2 separate regions of the Homo sapiens genome follow, and region 2 is linked to region 1. Evidence: read pairs that join two places in POLR2A ChIA-PET (ENCODE). Cell type or tissue: OCI-LY7. All regions are shown on one strand.

Region 1 (2,500 bases):
TAGAGGATCTTTCATGAACTGGTGGAGGGATTCAATGTTGCCTCCAGGACAATGTAGGATGAAAACAAGGACTAACACGACAGCTGGAACGTTGATGGACAGATGCATAAGGAAGCAAACTATCAGGAATTTGCGAAAATTATGAAGCGGGGCTCTGAATTTCCAGAGAAGTTCACAGTGAACTGACAAATCCCTGAGAGGCAGGGAAGCCCTGGCTGACAGCTCATTTTCAACAGAAAGAACTTTCCTATAATGCTCACCTAGCTAGTAAAGTGACTCCCTAGCTCCTATACTTACTTCCTCCCTCAGGGCTAACAAGCCCTACCGTGGCATCCTCACAGGGCTGGACTCTGATCCCCCTGGTCAAGGAGAGAGTCCATTGAGGGAGATGAATTAATTAAGAGATTTACAGCTCAGAAGGCATAATGGAAGATGCAGCCCTGTTTATTGTGCTTCATGAACCCAGAGAAGAAGTCCCAAACTCAGTTTTGGAGTAAGACGGTATTAGAGAAAGTTTCTCAAAAGAGGTGACAGTGGGTTGGGGCAGGAGTAAATTTAAACAAACAGTAAGTTCAAAATGTAAAATTGTTTGATATTTTGAGGGAACGGCAAGCCCTTGAGTGTGGCTAGCTCACAGCGGCTAACGTGGGAGATTCGGGGCTGCCTTTCAAAACAAGCATAGGAAGGTAGCCAAAGACCACATCTAAAAGGTTCCTAAGTCAATCTAAAGAGCTTGGATTTTTATCCTGAAGACAATAGGAAGCCACTGACAGTTTTTAAGTAAAGAAGCACTGTGATTACATTTGGTGATTGAGAAAAATATGTTGAGGGTCTCTAGACAGCTGTTTTGTGGAGTTTAGATATTTGCTTGTCCAATGCCATCCTCCTAGCCTGAGGACCTATGTGTCCTTCCAGACATACCTCCCCTATGAAAAATTATCTGATAATATCAACCCCCTCCTTTGATCTTTGTCACATTTGTTTTTCGCTCCTGTATCACTTACCTCCTTGCACATTTTTTAAAATGAAGCATTCTTCAAGTGTCATTTCACATCTAAATCTTTGAAAATTATTCAGGACAGACACTCACAAGCCTACAGGACACAATCAGATAAGTGAGTAAAGCAAACCAGGAATAAGAGGCATTTGTCTGCATGGTGCTGTGGGTTGAATGTGTCCCCCCAAAAGTTTATATGGTGAAAGTTTTATTCCTTAATGCAGCAATGTTGGGAGGTGGGACCTGGTGGGAGGTGGGAGGTTTTTGAGTTATGGGGGCCTAGGCCTCAGGAAGGGATTAGTGCACTTCCCTCAGGATAGGGATAGTTCTCACAAGAGCAGTGTTACAGAGCAGATAACCCCACTTTGTTTCTTTTCCTTTTGCTTGTGCTCACTTGTACTTCTGCTTTTCTCTCATGCTGTGAAGCAGCACAAAGCCCTCACCTAATGTAGCCACCTGATCTTGGACTTCCCAGCATCTAGTACTATGACCTAAATACATTTTTCTTTAAAAATTACCCAGTCCCAGGTAATTTGTCATGGCAACAGAAAATGGATTAAGACACATGGGAAACATGTAGTAATGCTCTTTACTTCCACAAAAAAAGAGGTTGAAAAAAACACACACATTTATGTAACATAAGAAAAGCAACAGCACAAGGGCAGTGCTAATAGAGATGTGTAATTAACCACAGTATTCATGAAGCAATAGGGAGTGATGAGATCTGTAGTCAATCAGAGAGATCATTCACTTTTGTAAGAAAGGTAGTCGCTACTTGTCCCAAGTAATTGTTGACATGCAGAGTTAGAGAAACAGAGTGTAAGATGTCTTGATTAAAAAGGGGGAAAAAATCAAACTCCAAATTTTTATATGAAATATCCTTATACCTAAAAATTGGTTGAAAACTTTTCTGAATATTACAGACCAATATCAGCATATCAGTGGCCCAGATATATCCCACATACCCTACAAATTACAACTTGCGTAATACATTTTTATGTGACCATGAAGTCTAGAAACTTGCTTAATAAATATAATTTGAAAACAAGGTGCTTTTGTTTCTGTGACTTTTGACACCCTCATCTTTATCATTCATTGAGCTCTGACTTTGTGTTGACTTTCATTGCTATTTATTTTTCATGTTTATTTTTAATCTTTTCAAAGAGATGAGACCTCCCGAATATCATAAATCATCACTTCAGCATCTTTCTTTCCCCAGCCCATAACATGGTTATTTTTCCTTTGTTTAGGCGCTGTAATAATTATAAAAACTAAAATTTATTAATTGTTTACTACAGGTAAACAATTCATATTATCTCATTTGTTTCCTAAAACAATATTATAAAATAGCTACTGATATTTTGATTCTTACTTACAGATGAAGAATTCAAAGATTGGAAAGATTAAACAAAGTGTCCAGGCTTATGTAGTTAGGAAGTTATGGAGCTGGGACTCAAACATGGCAGGCTGGCCCCAGGAGGTACTATTTTACTGCTAAAAATG
Region 2 (2,500 bases), 600 kb after region 1:
TAGAACAGGATGTTGCTGACTGAGACTCTGCAGGCTGGAAGCCTCAGAAAATGCACTCGGGTGGGGTGCTGAAAGCAAGTGGAATCTGAGGGAATTTATTTGGGCATTTACCCTGGGACCGCTTTGGAACCAAAGCGAGAGGCTGAGGAAGAGGGGAAAATGACAAGGAAACAATTTCTGAATGTGTGCAGAATCCAGAAAACATGTTTTACTATGTCCTCAGCTGAATTTTTGTCTCCCACTTTCCCTATGCCAAAAATGACCTCACTATATTCTTCACAGAATGAGGCTCATGGTTAGAAGTCTCTTTATACACAACAATAATTTTAGAATGTGATACATGAAGGAAAGCTATCCACCACATTATAGAAAATCCATGGCTTCCCTGTATCTATCAGGTAAAAGAAGTTACCTGAAATGCTCTGTCCTCTTCCTCCTCAGGGGTCAACAACTCACCCAACCCCTACAGCCCTGTCAAGGAGATCACATACAAAACCCACATGCCAGCCTATTTTTCTCCATTAAGCAAAATATCATCATGACATTCACTGAAAAAAGGGGTAAAGGAAGTCTGTGTTTCAGATTTTGTTTCAGTCTTCTGGAATCAAACAAAATAACCCACATAACGGCCTCTGGGGCAAAAAGTGTGCAAAAATGAAGGTTTTAGGAAAACTCCAAATTGGATCAGGCCTGAGACTTAAACTATATACCGTGATTCTTTGGTATTGTTTGGTTTCATCATCTGTCTCCCACTTTGCCCAACTTTTATCAGACAAGACAGGAAGCAGGCACTCTTTATTCTGTATGCACAGTAGCTCTCTCAAAAACATCTTTATTCAGCTTCTTCGCTAATGTCTCCGGCAAAGGCATCAACATGCTTTGTGCAAAATGAATTACTGCTAATTAAAAATCAACAGAAATGAGCATGCAACACTCTGTGCCCCATTAATATTTTAACCAGCAGCATGAGTAATTAAAGCTGCGCTAATTTTTTCCTCTCTCGCACAGCATCTATAACCAGTCAATAAATTACATAAAAAGTACAGGTGTGTTTCGCTGTCAGAGGCATAATATAATGATAAATCGACATCATTTCTCATACTTAACGGTCCCCCATTTGGTGCCAACTAAGAACTTGCTGTTATCTTTGCATTTGTAAATGACACACACGCATGCCACACACACACACACACACACACACAAAATACTAAAAGGGAAGGCCATACGCCAGTACTGGCCCAAGTTCATGGGCTTCAGTTTGTACTTCAAAAGAGGGAAGCTAGTTGTTTGATAAGCAAAGTCTGCTGCCCTATATTTTGTTTCCTCTATTTTTTTTCCTGATGTTCATGAAGAGGGGATATGCTCCCCAGCCCCCAGGAACTATGTCAGAAAGTAAGATGGAGGAAACCATTACCAATTTCTATTATATTTTTCAATGCACATCAAGATTCACACACACACACACACACACACACACAAACACACACACACACACACACACCCTGGTGAGTACAGACCCTAGCCCTCTGCCATTCCCCAGTTCACTAGGCAAACCACTTCTGCTTTTTCCATTTCAATGATTACTCTTTGTAAAGCTTTCTCTTTCAAAAAAAAAAAACCCGATATGTACAGATGTTAAGTGTTGCTCTTTTTTCTTCCATAGAAAACATTAAGAAGTTGTTATTTACTGCTTCCTTTGGAAAGGTTCTAAATTATTTATCCCTCAGTAGTTCTCACTCTTCTTTTCCCAGTTACATTCCTCTTTCTTAGGACCCCTCTTGCCCTCCTTCCACTGGCATCAGCACCACACAAGCCCCCAGGTTGTGCCTAAGAAAAGCACTACCTGTTTCAGGCCTTTCAGAAGGCAGCCAGTAGGTCCTGCTGTAGCTCTACATTTGCCTTCGTTGGTGAAGAGCTAGAGCTCCAACACGGCTTTCTCTAAGAGGCTGACTGTGAATGCAATTCTGAAGGATGGATTCAGCAATTCTGGGCATCCTACAATGTGTCTTCACTTTTCTGCTAAAAAATGAATGTCAGCAGACAGGATGAGAGAGACCATTTTTAATTCAGTATTACTTAAGTCGAAAATACGTCCCTCAATCTTTCCTCCTCTAAGTAGCTTTTTTATTTTTACTAATTAAACAATTGTTTGCTTTGGAGAAGCAGTAAAATACGTTGAGAGTACTTTTAGCCTAAGGCAACTAGATGCCCCAGATATATCAGGCCAGTACCATCTTTTTAATGGACTTTCTTGCTGTCTGCTGCAAACAATCTGGGCAGTGAGATGCTCCAGCTCTCCTGGTCTGTTTCCCCTCCACCCTGTTGCCGTTCCAATGGCCCGGACTCCTTCATGCCTCACATCTGCACCATTAGGCCCCAGAAAGGTGGGCAAGGGGCCCAGTGGCCACAAAACCACTTCTACTCACTGGCAATACTTCAACAACCCTGCTGCCTGCATCACAAAAATCTTCGATGATGTTCAGTTCACAAATCTGGTTAG

The links. ChIA-PET counts read pairs that join two places held together with the same protein. Peaks named below come from ENCODE experiments on the same cell type or tissue, not always from the same donor. Only the 100,000 strongest peaks of a DNase experiment are listed, where the experiment ranks them.
Region 2: POLR2A ChIA-PET joins it to region 1 with 25 read pairs; 2 of 35 experiments call an interaction of 5 or more read pairs at or near these places.

What each region holds. Positions count from the first base shown.
Region 1 is chr3:18,722,535-18,725,034 of GRCh38, reverse strand. No RefSeq gene overlaps it. Among named protein-coding and RNA genes, the nearest start is that of SATB1-AS1, 280 kb to the right of the region's middle. In OCI-LY7, no CTCF peak of the experiment used is centred here; a DNase peak (open chromatin) is centred at 1,404.
Region 2 is chr3:18,126,742-18,129,241 of GRCh38, reverse strand. All of the region lies in intron 4 of BALR6 (B-cell acute lymphoblastic leukemia associated long RNA 6), which reads right to left. Among named protein-coding and RNA genes, the nearest start is that of BALR6, 170 kb to the right of the region's middle. RefSeq lists an enhancer at 497-1,372. In OCI-LY7, CTCF peaks have their summits at 1,660 and 1,867; DNase peaks (open chromatin) are centred at 1,541 and 1,871; H3K4me3 peaks cover 1,680 bases; H3K27ac peaks cover 2,095 bases.